2 separate regions of the Mus musculus genome follow, and region 2 is linked to region 1. A link is a loop called in an ENCODE intact Hi-C map of the cell type or tissue named here. Cell type or tissue: left cerebral cortex. All regions are shown on one strand. Links, peaks and the distances in the headings refer to the core of each region. The heading gives the core; the rest is flanking DNA. Region 1 overlaps Gm31406 (a long non-coding RNA gene). Region 2 overlaps Syt14 (synaptotagmin XIV).

Evidence for each region. Hi-C counts contacts between places; a loop is a spot of excess contacts. Peaks named below come from ENCODE experiments on the same cell type or tissue, not always from the same donor. Only the 100,000 strongest peaks of a DNase experiment are listed, where the experiment ranks them.
Region 2: a loop joins it to region 1, with 2.4 times the contacts of the local background. A loop is called at or near these places in 3 of 42 quality-filtered maps.

Annotation. Positions count from the first base shown.
Region 1 is chr1:193,079,789-193,088,120 of GRCm38, reverse strand. All of the region lies in intron 3 of Gm31406 (a long non-coding RNA gene), which reads left to right. The region is part of intron 2 of Gm39747 (a long non-coding RNA gene); the gene reads right to left. Among named protein-coding and RNA genes, the nearest start is that of Gm31406, 12 kb to the left of the region's middle. In left cerebral cortex, for the core only: a CTCF peak has its summit at 3,874 (motif pointing right); DNase peaks (open chromatin) are centred at 3,986, 4,698, 5,061, 5,342 and 5 more places; H3K27ac peaks cover 2,724 bases.
Region 2 is chr1:193,001,004-193,009,335 of GRCm38, reverse strand. All of the region lies in intron 2 of Syt14 (synaptotagmin XIV), which reads left to right. Among named protein-coding and RNA genes, the nearest start is that of Syt14, 31 kb to the left of the region's middle. In left cerebral cortex, for the core only: a CTCF peak has its summit at 8,252 (motif pointing left); DNase peaks (open chromatin) are centred at 1,051, 4,540, 5,166 and 8,249; H3K27ac peaks cover 311 bases.

The DNA of each region.
Region 1 (8,332 bases), core at 11-8,010:
TCTGTGAAGGGTTATCTATTAGACTAGCTGAGGTGGAAAGACCCAGCCTAAGTGTGGGCGATGGCCCCGTTCTCTGGGCTATGTGGTTCTAGATTGCATAAGATGGAGACTGAGCTGAGCATCATCTGCTTCCAGACTGCAGAGTCCTGAGACCAGCCACCTCAAGTTCCTGCTACCAAGACATCCCCACCACAGTGGACTCCACTCTAAAACTGCAACAAAATAAACCCTGAAGTTGCATTCCTTAGGTATCTTACCATTGCAACAAAATAAATGACCAATACAGCCAGCCATGATGGCACATGCCTTTAATTCAGGATTCAGAAGGCAGAGGTAGGTAGATCTCCGAGGTGAAAGTCAGCCTGATCTACATCGTCATTCTTAGGTCAGCCTGGGCTGCAGAGTGAGACCTGTCTTAAACCAAATGAGGGCATTGCCAAGGAAGCTCCTGTGTGTCCACAGGCTCCTTCTGCTCCACTGGAGGCTATGGAGGCCTGAAAAGGAGCTAAAGGCACCTTCTCCAGAGTTATCACTCCTCTAGCTAAGGAGCCCTCTCTGTACCTATTCAGAGTCTGTAGGGGCGTGGCTTTGTAGTCTCTTTTTCCGGTTTCTGGGATCCCAGCTGGCCTAAAAGTGTGGGGATGCTTCTGCTCCTCTGGTATGAGAGTCTGAGCAGCGCGTGTAGCTGGCCGCATCTGCTGACCTAGTTCTCAGCCCTGCAGTGGTGCCTGAGAGCAAGTAGAGCTAAGTCAAGTCTCATGTTTCCGCTTCACACTGTCTCCCTCAGCCTAAACCTGGGCTGGCTCCTCCTGTTGTCGTCTCCCTGTCTCAGAAATAATGAGGCATCATGGGTCGGCTGCATGTTGCCTATGAACAGCAAGTGGTGGCCTTGAGTGGGGGATGTTTGCTAAGAGGAGCCGTGGAGGGCAGAGGCAGCACCAGCTGCTCAGCTAGCAGTCCTGGAGTCTGTGCCAGCAACAGTCCATCTGCTTATTCATGGAACTGGACATAATAAATCCAGCTGTTGGCTGATGTTGCAAATGGACCTTTTGCTAGTGCTGATGAGAACAAACTAAGTAATAGGCTGTGTCCAGAGCTGGGTAATGGCCATCTATTAGCTTCTGTGGAAACACTCACGTTAAGAAAATCACATCTTGTGTGGCTCTGCAGCTGAAGGAACAGCTTGTTAAAATTTTCCACTCAGGCAGCCTAGAGAGCTCTCAGGGTTTATATACCAAAGACCAGGAGTGTTTACTGGAAAAGCTGAAACCCGCACAGGCTCAGTGGATGCCAGTGACCTACCTTATGAAATCCCCTTATGAAAGTTAACCTTTCTGGATGGGGACAGCAGCAGTGGGCTAGTGGAGATGAGGCAGGGGACGCAGCATGCACATGTTGTCTCTCTCAGTGTGTCAGTTGGTGCCATAGGACAGACTGTAATTGCCTGTTACAAGAAGAGCAAGATCACACTTCTAACTCCCTGGGCCAGAAGCCACTCAGCTGCTCCACTATGACAAGGATCACCAGGCTCATTCCTTGGCTTGGGATGTGGCTCTTTCCACTGAGAGGTGTCATATCAACCTTTGGGCATCACACAGTAAATGGTGTCGCCAGGAACTGCTGTCAGTTGCAGGGTCTGGAGACTTTTTGGAAAGGTTTTGGTATTAGGGAAAGAGAGTACATGCAAGGCAGTGCAGAAGAGCTTCCAGAACTTTCCTAAGAAGCAGCAGCAGATCTGAAATCAGTTTGCCTGTTTTACCAGTGTCGGGGGTTGAACTGAGAGTACTGGGCAAGCACTCTTCCACTCAGCTCTATCCCCCAGCCACACCTCCTTGGCCCTCTCTCAGTCTGTAGCTGTCAGTCTTTCTGGGCCTTGCCAGACTGTCGTTGTGCACTGGAAGACAGAAATCATGGTCTTTATTAAGGCACAGCTTCTCTCAGCCCTGATCTTGGCTCCTGACTCCTTTCTACCATTTCCCAGATTCCCTTCTGGGGACCTGCTTGCCTTCCTTGCCCCTCACAGACATTCTCTCTGCCTACTAAACATCTACAATTATACCTGTAATCTCACCCTCGAGAGACTAAAGCAGGACAGTCAGTTTGCGAGCTATCAGGATTACGCAGTCTGAACTTCATTAAGGAAACAAACAAAAAGCAACAAAACCAGACAAACATGCCCCAGCCCCAGAACCCTCCCGAGCCTGTCTGTCCTCTTGCTACCTTCTGATAGATTAGCAGCTGCTCTCCTTCTTTGCTCTCCTAGAAGACAAATATAGCTGCCTCCTTCCCCACAGGGTATAAAGATATAATTAGATTACATGGTGAGCATAGTTTGACTCAGTTCTTCTGGTTGCCAATACTCGCCAGAGGCAAGGCAGATGCCAAAGCCAAGCTCTGGGACTTCCACTCTCCAGAACCATGGGCCTACAGGGGCTTCTGTTGGAGACTGACCACGTAAGAGGTAGGAAGGACCTGCTGGGAGGAAGTTAAGTCACTGGGGATATGCCTTTGATGGGCCTATTGGGACCCAAGCCCTCTCCTTCCTCTTTGCTTCCAGGCCAACACAAAGGAAGTGGTGTGTTCTTACCATCACCACCCCTCCCACACAACCTGGAGATGTTCTTCTGCCCAAAGTCCTACCACAGACTGAGCCTTCTAAAGCTGTGAGCAGAAAGTAGTTTATCATAGTCAGGGAACGCCAACATGCCCTTTTCCTCTTAAAAATGCATGTGTGCGCAGTCTTTGTGCATCTGTGAGTACAGGCACCCCGTGTCTATGTACAGAGGCCCAATGTTAGGTGGTCTTTCTATTGTAATCTACTTTGCTTATTAACATATTGCTTGAAATGGGACTTTTCGCTGAACCTGAGGCTTGCCAATCAGGCTTTACTGGCTGGACAGTAACCCCCCAGGATCTTCCTGTCTCCCAATCCCGGTTCTAGGATTACAGATATCACTGCCACACACGTGCTGGGAGCTCAAACTCAGGATCTTGTCTTTGTACAGTAGGTTTTTTACCCACTGAGCCATCTCCCCCACCTTAACTTCTTTGCTTTATAAATGATCCAGCTCTGCACATTCTGTTTTAGCAACAGAAATGCTCTCAGGGAGTTCCCAAAATATAGATGTGATTATCGCCCTCCCGATTCACAACGAGAGTGGGTACCCTTTGTCCTCAGCACACAATCCAGTCTTCTTAGCTTATCCTGGGAAGGGATCAGGATGTATCTGTCTGTTGAGTGCCCAACCTTTTCTCTGGTGAAGCTGCCCACCTCCCAGCCCCAGCCAGAACATCTCTTCGTCCTCCTATGATTTGCCTTTGGCATGGCTCTCTGTCATTCACTGGCCGGTGCTGTTAAGTCACCATCTGCAAACAGCTTGTCTCCCAGTAACCGCTGAGGCAGCACCACAGTGGCAATGGTAGAACACTTCAACTCCCTTCCCAGTGAGAGGACTGTCATGATAGTCTGGCACGCCAGAGGTGTGCTCTCCTTTTCTTAAGCTAACCTAACACAAGAGTTTACTAAATGAGAGGTAGCCCTTGGAGTTGGCACTGCCAGCTTCCGTTGTTAGATCGTAAGCCTTTAGTGTCTTCACTTTCCATCTGTATATGCAAACGTTATACCTGGATGTATGTGTATGTGCCCCATGTGCATGCTAGGTGCCTATGAAGGCCGGGAGAGTGTGTTGTGCCCCCTGTAACTGGAGTTATAGATGATTGTAAGTTGCCATACAGATGTTGGGAAACAAACCCAGGGCCTTTGCGAGAGCAGCAAGTAGTCTTAAATGCTGAACTATCTCTCTAGCACCTTGTCTTTGGTAGTTTCTTTTCATTTTATTTATGTATGCATGTGTGGGTATCTGTATGTATGCTGGTTTCTGCACAGGCCAAAAGAGGGCACCAGAGTCCCTGAAATTGGAGTTATAGGTGTCTGTGAACACCTTGATGTGGATACTGGGAACCAAATATGGGACTTTTGCAAGAGCAGTAAGTGCTCTTAACCACTGACCCATCTCTCTGGCTCCAAAAGGTACTCATTTTAAAAGCCAGAATATGGGGCTGGCTGAGGAGATGGCTCATCAGTAAAGCACACATAGTTTATCTGCAGAGTGCTTGCCATGTTTGGCGAGTACTGGAGTTAAATCCCCAGCACCACATTAAAAACAGGCATGGTGGCTTGCTCCTATAATCCAGTACTGAGGAGGAGGGACAGGGGAGAGGGAAAGGATATGTTGGGGCTCATTAGCCAGTCAGGCTGCCATGATTAGCTAGTCCCAGGTGTCAGTGAGAGGCCTTCCCTCAAAAAATAAGGTAGAAAATAGGGCTGGAGAGATGACTCAGTGGTTAAGAGCACTGACTGCTCTTCCAGAGGTCCTGAGTTCAATTCCCAGCAACCACACGGTGGCTCACAACCATCTGTAAATGGGATCTGATGCCCTGTTCTCGGTATACTCACACACATAAAATAAATCTAAATAAATAAATAAAGAATAATTAAGAAAGATGCTTGACATCAGCATCTGGCCTAAACACGGGCACACACACACAGAGGAATTAATACAAGATCTTACAGCCTTTCAGTTGGGTTTTATTTTCTGAGATTTGTTTTTGCTTTGTAGCCCAAGCTTCCTATCCTTCTGCCTCACCATCGCACCCAAGTAAGATTTTAGGTCTTAAACATTACCAACACTGAGTGAGTGGTTAGTCAGCTTGAGTATAAATGTTATTAATAGCACAGTATCTACAGAACTGCCTTTTTTTTTTTTTCCTGTCAAATCAGGGAGGTTTTTGTCCCATGGCTGTTGCAGAGGTGACCTGGGCAATTCAGTATCTGCGTATTTTGATTGGTGGATGAAACGGATCGATTGCAGCTGGCAAATGAGGACACATAACCAACCATTCCTTCCCGCCTTACTAAGCTTTCCGTTTTATTGAGTGGGGCAAAGTACTCCCTTGCTTAGGCTTAAATCCAAAGGTGCTTCTGCATCCAGCTGGAACCCAGGAGTCCACAAATCACTTCCAGGGCCCGTTTCTGTGGGCTGTGGTTCACACTCCGGGGACACCTCTGTGATATTATGGATTTCCACCCAAACCTGATACTCTAGTCTAGACAGACTGTTGCGTGTCTCTGAAAAGGCTATAATTGCTGCCACTTGGGTACACATTCAGAAAACACTTTTGTTTTGATTTAAATTGTTTGCCTTTGGGGTTCGTGCAGGTGCAACCAGAGGAGAGATCTTTGGCAGGGAGGCTTAAGGAAAACCACCAGCTAGAGGAGTACCGGGGAATTACCCCCACCCCCAACACACCTGAATAGGAAGCAGTTTCAAAAGAAGAGGAGGGAAGCAGGCCAGAGCACGAACCATCTTCCTCGGATATTATAAAACGCTCAGCTCAGCTAGCAACTCACAGGCTGAAACATCTGTCACACTTCACTGACAACCAAAATGCCTTGGAGATAAGACAATTATGAGACCCGAGAATAAATGAAAGAAAACCCAATCTTAGCCGAATAGCACTGCCATCTATTAGGAAATTATTACAGGCTGAAGCGGACTTTAATGAGATTTTAACAAAGAAATCTAGTCCCTTTCCTCTGGGGCAGAGAGAGTTTTTTAATGATGTGAATGATTAAGTGGGTGAGAGGCCTCCCTGGGAGCAGAATAAGGAGGAGTGGTGTGAGCTGTGGGGCCTGCCTTTCCAGGAGCTCTGGGGAAGGCTGGTGTAATACTGTTCCAGTCTGGGACCTGGCTTGGAAGGTCAGGCTGGCCTCCTGGATCCCAACTGGGTCTCCGTCCGATTGCTAAACCCAACCCATGTGGCTGTGAGTTTTGCTGAGGGCATCACAGTAGCCACAAGACACTGAAGTCAGAGGGCATAGTGACAGCTAGACGCAAGACCTGCTTGCCTTCCACCTTCAAACCACTGGCACCTCAGAAGACAGTGGTACCGGAGTCTAATGTTCTTGCTTCAAGAGGGGGAAGAGAAAATAGGTTGCAGGGAGTAGGTCAGAGGGAGGTAGGCAGACAGATGCTCGGGGCCTCTTGCATGGGGTTGATTTTCCTGTTTTATTCTGTCGTCTCTTTCATCTGTTTGTGAAATGAAAGCATACAGGGAATCAGCAAGATCAGAGAGAGATTCCGCTGTCTCCGTTGTTGTATTTCTGTCACATAGGAGTTTCCTGCACTTGACACACAGGCTTCTGCTTCCTCAGCGAGGGACACCGAGGAAGGCTAGAGTGATCCAAGAATACCTGGGCTGCCAAGAGCTGCTGGGCCTCTCCCGGGAGGGGCGTGAGAAGGCCAGGGTTGAGGAAGCAGTGCCCACCAACCACAAGGTGTTTGTGTGCATGTTGAGGTCGGGGGAGACTGGCCCTCAGCAGTTGGGACTTGCAGAAACATGGGCCACCTTCTAGGGCAGAATCCCAGCCAGAAAAGCTGTGTAGTATGCCGACTATAATCCACCTGAGACCAGAGGCAGACGGGCTGTTAGGTTATTCAGCATCTCAGGATATCTGACTGATGGGTGGCAGACACAAGCAGCACTTTCCTTAATAACTCATACTGTGGTAAAAGGATTTAATAGAATTGAAGACGAACTTAAAATGGCATAGAAGACAGATCTCAGGGACATGTCTTTGGGACAGAAAGTTGATTTTATTGGAAATTAGTGCTGTTATTATTCTTATTAGCTAATGTTTATTAAGCACTGAGTGCTGTTTTAAGTGCTTTGCACATGTTAACTTAGCACTTCTCAGGCTGTCTGTGATGACAAATGGATAAGCAGGAAGCAGAGGAACTCGGCTTGCTGGCCGGTTCCCTGGGCTCCTGTTTGGCTAACTTTCTTACATAGCTCAGGGCCGCCTGCCCTGGAATGATGCTACCCACAATGGGCAGTCACATACAGGCAGTTCCTCAGTTGAGGCTTCCTTCTCAAATGACTCTAGACTGTGTCAAGTTCACAGAGATAACAAGGAAGGATTAACAAGACAACAGGAAGGAATCCCTGCATTAATAGACAAGTAAGATGTGTCCTGCTTCTTGGTCAGGTATGAAATCAACCGTTGTTTTCAGAGATGAGCTAGGTTGCTCACACTGTTGTTGAGTATATAAAAGCAGTCGAAGCCTTTGAAGGTAACGGCCACTGGAATGCCGCTGTTTGCAGTGGAGAAAGTAGGAGGATGGAGGATGGGAAGTTGTAGACTTCTTGCCTAGCATGCATAAGACCTTGGTTCAGTCTCCAGCACTGAATAAACGGGACTTGGCACTGGCATACATCAGGAAGCCCAGCACTAGGAAAGTAGAGGCAGGAGGATCAGAAGTTTAAAGTCATCCTTGGTTACATAGTAAATTCGAGGCTAGCCTGGGCTACATGAGATCCTGTCTTGGGGAGTGGTGGGGGGAAGGGTGATGGGGATGCCTCCAATGGTTCTTGCTTATTCCAATTTTATAAAAAATATCTTATGCATGTTATCAAGTTAATTCTTACAGAAATCTGTCTTGGCAGGTTGACCATCTTACTAGTGAAGTTCTAGCTGCACACCGTGCTGGGCCACGTGTGCTCCTCTGAACCCTAGGTGTTCCAGATGCACCCCAGGACTCTTGTGTCCCCACATTCTGCTCACACTCAGGCTGTGTCTTTGTTGGCTTCAGGCTGTACTTTGGGTTCTGGGGATTTGGAGGGACGGATGCATTAATTAATGAATGAAGAGGAAACATCTAATGATTACAAATGAAGAAACATGCTAAATGCAAAGTGGAAGCTAATCCAGGCATATTAAGTTATCTCCAGGCACACCCGGCCACATTAGGAACAGGAAGTGTAGTTCTGCTTGAGGTCCTCTCTTCCCTAAGTCCTGACAAGCCAGCCTTTCTCTGGGAAGTCAGTGCTCAAGGCGTTAGCACCAGGAATTGCCGGGCTGTGACTTATCTTCCTAAGTGTGATAAAGAGGAGTCTAATACTTTCTACAAGTGGCTGTGGGGATACCTTGGGGACCCTCATTCCTTTATTTTGTTTTACATAATAATACTTAATACTGTTTAAAAAACATTTTGCCAGATGACTCTTTCCCTAGACAGGACTTGTATGTTTCTAACTGCAGTATTTTATAAATAAATTCTACTTGACCATATTAAAACTTGTTTTCTTTCTATGCAAACATGTGCCAAAGACTACTAGAATGAGGAGGGATGGGTTTGCATTCCCAGCCACTTAACAGGTCTGATTTTAAAACTGCCAGCTCACGATGCACCTGCACATTCTGTCTTCTGTCCAGAGCAAAACTTCATCACAAACAGAGGCTACGACTGAATCTGCTTGTCTCTTCTCAGCT
Region 2 (8,332 bases), core at 293-8,292, 79 kb after region 1:
ATTCATTTTAGCTCATAGTTTCAGAAGTTCTCATTTTCCATGTTAGAGAAGGCAAAGCAAAACTGCTTAGTCTGTGCTGGTGGGAACACTCGGCAGCAGCTTGTTCATACAGCAATAGATTAGTGGGTGTGGATGATGGGTCCACTGTCACCCACTGCTGTGACCCAAGCTCACTTCCCCAAAGCTACACAGCTTTCAGTAGCAAGCGCTACATGCTAAAGAGCAATCACTTGCAACATGTGCCTATGGGGGAAAACTGCAAATTCAAGCATTCTAGTACATTATTCTTATTGTTACCATTCTTATGAGGAAGGTTAAGGACATGCAGACTGCTGGCATGAGCTGCATGTAGTCTGGGTACACTAGGCCCAGAAAGTTTATACTGATTGTTTCTGTTATTCACCAGTAATGTGAGAGCCACAAGTTTGAATGTATGAGAAGTAAGTTGGTAACATGATCTTCTAACCCTCTTCAATAAGTCATGTAAGTAATAGTGTATGCTTATATGAAACCTCATATTGATCTCTGAACAAATGACATCAAGTATGAGAAAAATCTGATCATTAATCTTTGGGTATTGCCAAAGAAGTCAACCTCTGTATTCACATTCTATTCAATGCAGTGAATACCTTCCACCATATGATCAACATTTAATGTAAAACACTGTAATCTTCCTTTATTTTCAGTTTCTTCAGTTTCCATTATAAGAATATTAAATGGCAAATTTTGGAAATGAACAATTAATAAATGTATTTATAAGAGAATTACAAATTGTTCATCAGTAAGAGTAGTAATATGTCATGCCTTCTCAGTCACCTCTATTTAGGCATGATTGTTGGCTTCAACCACTATTCAAACAAACTTTTACACCGTTTTGTTTTGTTTTGTTTTGTTTTTAACTTTGTGAGCTTCCATATTAAATCTAGAATCTCATAACAATACACTTAGCCTGATCCAGTTTTATGTTGCACCATTATCCCATAATTTTAAAATTCTTTCCCACACATCCCCAGACTTCTGCTTGAATAAATTAGCAAACTCATTAAGCTCTTCAGGAGTGTAGCACACCTCCTCATGAACTACATTTCTACCTCCCCTCTAGGAGCCAGCTTTGTCTTAACTCTGGTTATAAGTCTAGAGGCAGCTTGTTGGGTTCTGAGGAACATTAGTATTGTTTGTCTGGCATTTCCTTTAGAGAAGGTCACTGCTGGTTTATCAGACAACAAAATGGCCAAAGTGGTACAACTCTCAGAAGGGAAGTCTGTACAGGGCAGGTAGGCCAGGGTCCCAGGTCTTGCCCCCTGCTATGGCAGCACTAATGCCAACAGCAGAGGTGACCTCGGACAGCTGCAATGGGCAGCAGGTGGGCAGAGGCTGTGGCAGTAGCAGCAGGGGCAGCAGGGGCGTGAGCCTGGTCTGCGAGGCAGGCTTAAGGTCCAGCGATGAATACTTCAGGAGAGAAAACTCTTCCCAAAGTGTTACAGCTCAGTAAAACAGCCACTCTCAGATGCTTCTCAGTGAACTAGCATGTGCACGTTATTCCATGTGGATAGGATCTTTGTAAACTCTGAGGAGTAGGGTGGGATCTAGGGATGGGATCCGGTGGAGGCTTCCCGTTGGTTCAGTGTGAGATGCTAGTGATGCTCCATTAGCTTGAGGAAGGACTTCAGGTGTTTTCCTGCATCCCAGTGTGCAGGATCTCATTCTTTACCAATTAATGTCCTCACTTTAACCACTCACACCCTCTCAGACAGGGACTTGAATTTTCTCTGTAATTTAGCCAACCGTATAATGAGGGCTTCAGTTTGATTCCCCTGCAACTTGAGCCCTGTGGCTGCTGGAGAGAAGATTCTCTTCTAGGGCATATTTAGAAACCTTTAGACTGTTTGTGTGCATCAAAAGCCAGTTAATTTTATCACTAAGTTTATTGTTGTTCTTCACCATATTCTGAGATGCTAAGAGTTGGTTAATTTTATCACAGGGCTTATTCCTTTTCTTTGTCAATCTATTCAGAGAAGCAATAAGCAAACAACTAGCATCGTCTTTTTACTTACTTTTCCATGAACTGTGAAAAGTTTTATATACAGAGTTACCAACTCTGTTACCACCCACAACTGGATAATAAAAGCATTTATCTTCTAATATATAAAATATCTTAAATAGTAAATAATTAAATATACTTAATATATGTAAATAGTAAAATAGTTCATACCATGGGCTTTTCAGAGCTTCCAGGAAAGGCTTCAGTAACTGGAGAGGTTTCAGTATCTGTAGGTATTAGTGAATTGGAAAGCCTATTCTTGATACTTAAAAGATTTATGCTTATACTTCTGTTGCTCTAGAACAACTTCTGGTACCAAATGTGCATTAGTCAGGGTTATCTAGAGTCGTTGTTGTAGTCATCATCGTTCTCCTCCTCCTCCTCCTCCTCTCCCTCCTCCTCCTTCTTCTTCATCGAGCTAATGCAACCGTGGCTGGCTATGAATGGAATGTTAAAGATTTCAGAATTTGTTCAGTCCACAAGGCTGCATTTCTCAAGCTGGTTTTTAGTAGATGCTGGAATCTCAAAGTAGGCTCAAATGCCAGTGAAGGGATAGTTGTGCTAGCAAGGTGAGAGCAAGCAGGCAAAGAGCAAAAGCTTCCATCTTACATGTCCTTTTATAGACTTCCAGCAGAAGGTGTGGCCCAAATTAAAGGTGTGTCTTCCTGTTTCAAGATCCAGATTAAAGGCTTGTATTTCTACACCTCAAGATCTAGATCAAAGCTGTGCCTTCCTACCTCAAAAGTCCAGAATAGAAGTGGATTCATCCACTTCAAAACAAGCAAAAATCTCACAGGTGTGCTCTCTCTTTCGGATTGTAGTTCATTCCACATGTATTCAAGTTGACAACCAAGAAAAGCCATCACATACAGGGTGTCCATGCTGTTTGCTGGGCAGTCAGAAGTTTGGATCCCAGATTGTGGTCAGTTTTACAGTATCTGTCCTATTTTACTCAATAATGGCCACAGTGTTCAAGAGAACCCTGTTGCAGGCTTATTGTAGTGTGTTATAGTTGTGTTTACTGCTATGTACTGCTAGTCTCTTACTGTGCATGTGTATGAAAGAACACAGTATATACAAGTTTGGGTATGTTGTCTGTGCCTATAGGCATCCATTTGGGTCTTAGAATATGTTCTTAAGTTATACCAAAATTATGTAAAAATGGCTTTATTCTATTATCCTCTTGTAGTAACAATTTTGGAATTTTGGTTCCTTTAAAAAACACAAAAATATTTTAAGAATGTTCTTCTGTTTTATTCCCAGGTGTGCTGACATGGGACTGCTTCATGTTGTCCACAGCAGCTGACTATGATTTGCCTTGTGCTCTAGCAAAGGTGCAGTTTTGCCAGCTGCAGATAGTTTCTGAGATTGTATGATGTTTGGAATTTTGGGGAGTTTTCAGAGGATATATACAGGGCCTTGGGAGGCAGGGTGAGTTGTTGGTTGTTGTTGGTCTTGGTTTGTAAAGTACTCTGGAACAAAGAAGAAACGAGGAGGAAGGGGAGGAGGAGGAGGAGGAGGAGGAGGAGGAGGAGGAGGAGGAGGAAATTAGATATCCTGACAGTGAAGACTAAACTTGCCCCAAAGAGCTCAATGCTCTAATCAGCAGGAAGTGGTCTAACAATAACACGGATCCCTTTCTGACCCCTGACTTTATTCAGGGGTCTCTTCCCTTTCCTCTCTACCCCTGTTTTCCCTCTTATCTAGTGTTAGGGGGTTAAAAGCATGGAAGAAAAGGGGTGGAGAAGGGTGGAAGACAGAAGATCTCACAGAATAGCAAAGACTGCTTATATCCTCCTTTCCTTTTTGGGGCTAAACAGTATGTAATAAAGAACATGTTTACTTTAAAAAATATTCAAAAGTAATAGTACTCATAGTAGTTTCAGCTGTGTTCGAAGCTGAGGTGAGAATTTTACTTAAGCATGGAAACTTGAGGCAGTCTCTTGTGGGTGGACATTTATAGAGCTAAGTCTTTTCAGTTAGGAGAATAATAGTGCCAGAGTGAGGGACAAAGATCAGGACTGCCTAATGATCACAGTGGCTTGGAGGGCTGGTGTTGGTATCTATGGCATAGAAAGTGGTAGTTACCGTGAAATGTGCTAAAATCCAAAGCAGCAAGAAGAGGATTTTGAATGTTTTCTTGGAAAGCAATGACATAGTTTCAAGAAAGTCAATATTGTAAGCTCCTGAGTTGAGTGTGTAAATATGCCACATTTTCACACTGTCTCTGTGAAGAAGCTTGACTTTCTGTCAAAATGCAAAGTCTAGAATTTAGTACAACATTTTACCTATTTATACTGTTTTTGAAATTTCCGAGCCTTAGGGCCAATATCTTTGTGTCAATGTGTCTTGATGACTTCTAAAAGGAAAAATAACAGATATGGAATGACTACCAGGTTTTTCTAACTGTTCTATTAAAATGTCAAAAGAATTTTTGTAAGATAGAGTCTCACTAGGTAGCCCTGGCAGACTTGGCACTCACTACATAGAGCAGGTTGATTTCTAACTCACAGAGCTCCACCTGCTTCTCAAGTGCCGGGAGTGTGTGCCACCATGCCCAGCTGTTGGAATGTATTTTAAGCCCTTTCTTTCCTTTTTTTTTTTTTTTTAAACCCTGGTTCAAGGAACTTTGATTAGGTTGTGAATTTATAGAGATGTGATGTTAGCAAAGAATAAGCTTTTGCTACTATTATTAAAATGACATTTTCATCTGCAGTTTCACAGAAAGTAGGAGCATGGATTCTCATTCTCAGTTCCTTGAACTTCTGTTGTGAGTCTAGAGAGAGAAAGAGTCTCCTGCAGTGACTGTTGTTTCTAATACCCATTGACTCTGCTGCAGGTTCTTCCAGCACTGACAGGCGAGGTGGGGTGCAGGCTAGGCAGTAGTCATAGGTAAAAGTACAATGGGAAGGGAAGGTGCTGGTGACTGCACAGCTCCCCAACCCCATTCTGCTCTCTCTGAAGTACTATTGTCAGAAAGGACCATTTTTTTCCTTCCCTTCTGTCCTTCTCTAAAGGTTGTGAGTTTTGTGTGTTTGACACTAGGCGTTCGGGGGAATGAAACTGTAGACCAGCTTTAGAACCTGGAAGCCTGCTTGAGCTTTTCCAACCCATCTGCATCATCCATCTGCTGTGCACTGCTTTGTAACATGCTTTGAAAAGGAGCAGGTCCACACTTTGTTGCTAGAACAAAATCTGCCTGGCCTACTCTGACAAACTGATCCTTCACCAGACAAACTCCTCCTCTGGCTGAGGTTCAGGGTCTGTCCCTGCCAGTGTATTGAACAAGATTGGATTTCTGAGTCCTTACAGAACTGATTCCATGTGTAGCCAACTGTTGTTATCTGTCTGTGAGGTATTTTGTGTGTTTTGGGTTTTGGAGGTCATACTCTGTGGGCCAGACTGGCCTCAGTTATGACCTTCATGTCTCTGCTTTCCCAGTATGGGGATTATAAGCATGCAGCACGATTCCTGGCTTTTATTGGAAAGAAATGATAAATTTTTGAGACAGTGATTAGTGTAAGCCTCCTGAGCCAGTAAGTGCAGTGTGTAAGTGTGCCGTAACTTTACAGTCTCTCTGTGCAGAAGCTTAGCTTCTGTCAGAATGAAAAATGAAGAGTTACAGAATAGCCTTTGCTCCCCATTTATACTGTAAATCTTCTGGGTCTTAGGGCTGATATCTTTCTGGCTGCCCATTTTCCCAGATGACCTTTGAAATAATCTTGCCAAGCATCTTCTTGTGCAGTTTATGTCCCCTTCCCTGGTTCTGAGAGGATCTTGGTAAAAGTAGTTGAATTTCTAAGTGTATTGCTTTTTCATTCAGAACATGTTAGTTTTTTTGTTTTCTGTGTGTGCTGATAGCACTCCACAGCTTTACACATTTTTGTTATTCCCATTATGTGTTATGTATTTCATTGCTATAATGAATGAAGATTTAAAATCCTATTATTTTTGCATGCATAAAGTTCATCTTGATATTTATTTTGAGTAATTTTTGTGCATGGAGTACAGTTCACTTTCTTGCCTATGGTTAGTGATGATTTCATTCACTGTTGAAAAAGGCTACCCCGACTACACTGAGATTCCTTTGAAAAACCAGTATATATGTGCTTCTTTGTGGGTTGTTTCTGACTGAAGAGAGGTGACTGACATTACAGACGGTGACACTGAACTTCATCCTGCTGCTTACAGTGCTGTACCATTGAAACCTAGAAATTGTTTACTTCTTGAAATTGTTGTTTGATGCTACAGGCTGCTAATCATAGTTACGTGAAACCATGGGAAATGAAATCTGAATATAGTCTGCTATAATTTTATTAGAATTGTCCTCCAAGAACTCCCATATTAAAGGCTTATTCCCCAGCCTATGGTTCTGTGGATTGAGCCTAGTGGGAAAAAGTTAGATCCTTGCAAACATGCCTGTAACGGAGATAGTGAGACTTTGACCCCTACCTGAGTCTGTTTTTTGATCCGTAGCTGCCATAGGTGAGCATGGCTCCTCTGCTATGTATTCTGGCCAGCTGTGTTTGCCACTGCAGGCTTGTAGCAGTATGCTCAGGCAACCATGACCATGGACTGAGACTTTTGAAACTATGAGCCGGAGTAGACCTGTCTTTCTTTTAGTTGATTATTTCAGATAATTTGCCACATCGATGAGATGTTTACTAACACAACCTAACTTTCTGAGGCAATCTGCTTTCAGACACTAATCAGAAGAGCGAGAGATTGCTTAAGACTCTGAATCATTGCTGTAGTCACTGTTTCTTGTGTGCTAGATTTGGTTAGTAGCTCTTTTCCTCTACTTAAGCAATTGTTTTCCCAGCCGGTTCCTGTTTCTTTATATAGTATGTGCTAAGAAGCACTGTACTATATATTATCTGTTACTCAGTGCACACATCTAGATAGCTTTGTGTTTCCTTTTTAAACTTATTTTTATTTATGCCCATTTGTCTGTGTGAATATATAAAGTATGTGTATATACATGGTATCTAGAAGATGGTGTTGGGTCCAGTGGAGTTAGAGTTACAGGCAGTGTACGCTGCATAATTAGAATGGATGCGGTGAACTGAGCGCGGGTCCTTGCTTTTAACTACCGAGCTGAATCTCCACCCCCTTGTAATTGTTGTTGTTGGTGGTTTGGTTATTCTTTTTGGTTTGCTTTTTTTGAGACAGGGCTTCATGTGTCTCAGGCTGGTCTTGAACTCACTATGCATGATCCTGAACTTCTGGTCCTCTTGCCTCATCTCCTTACTTCTGGGATTACAGGCATGAGTCACCATTTCCAATTAATATCAGGCTGGAACTCAGGATAAGCACATTACCAACTGAGCTATAGCCTCAGCCTGTTTTTGAGACTAAGTGGTTTAGGCTGGCTAGACTAGATTAGTGTGGTTATCCTGCATCAGCCTCCTAAGAGCTGGGCTTATTGGCAACACCCAATGATGTGCAGAACTTTTTTTCTGGCCATTCTCAGATATATGTGCTTCAGCCTCCTTTGAGTGTCATACTCTCTTATCTCTTCAGCTCAGAAAAGTCAATGTGCTTCCAGGTCACTCCACTCTGTGCACTACAGTACTGTCTTCTCTCCAGACAAGACGCTTTTGGAATTGCAGCATACTGTTATCTCCGTTGAGTGATCATTGCCCTCATTTCCTCTGTTCAGTGTCCTAGGTGGTGCTGTTTCATGTATTTCCTCTGATGTTACAGCATTATTGGGTACCGGGATGCATCTGATCTTTGAGACTCTTAATTGGACCTAGAGAAAGGAATGACCAGAATGGGGTCTTCTGGAGCAGAGCTTTTAGAATAGAGACTGGAAAATACCCAGAAAATGAGAGTCCTACATTAGAGAAGACAATTGGATGAAATTTAGGTAAGGAGAAAGGACAGAGAAACCAGAGAATTAAAAATTAGAAGTTCTTGTAGGTTTATTAGTAATGAATGTGTTCACACAGGAAGCTTTGCCCCAGGTTTACCTTAGGAAAGCCATCTGCTGGACATGTGACATTACCTTTAGTCTGCATAAGTTTTAACATTCTAAAAATTATAATAGAAACATAGTTGCTTGTATTATCTTTAAAACAAATTCACAATGATGAAAGATGTATAATATATTTACTTAAAGGTTAAACATACTATATCTTTTACTCTATTCTAAGCATGTGGGGATATTAGTAGAGTCCCATTGACTAGAAGATGCATGGTGCCATCTAATGGCTAAGGTGAAGACTGTTCAGTGTTCTGCATATTGCTTTGCAAAATCTGTTGTTCTGAATGTCTGAAGTGCAGTTT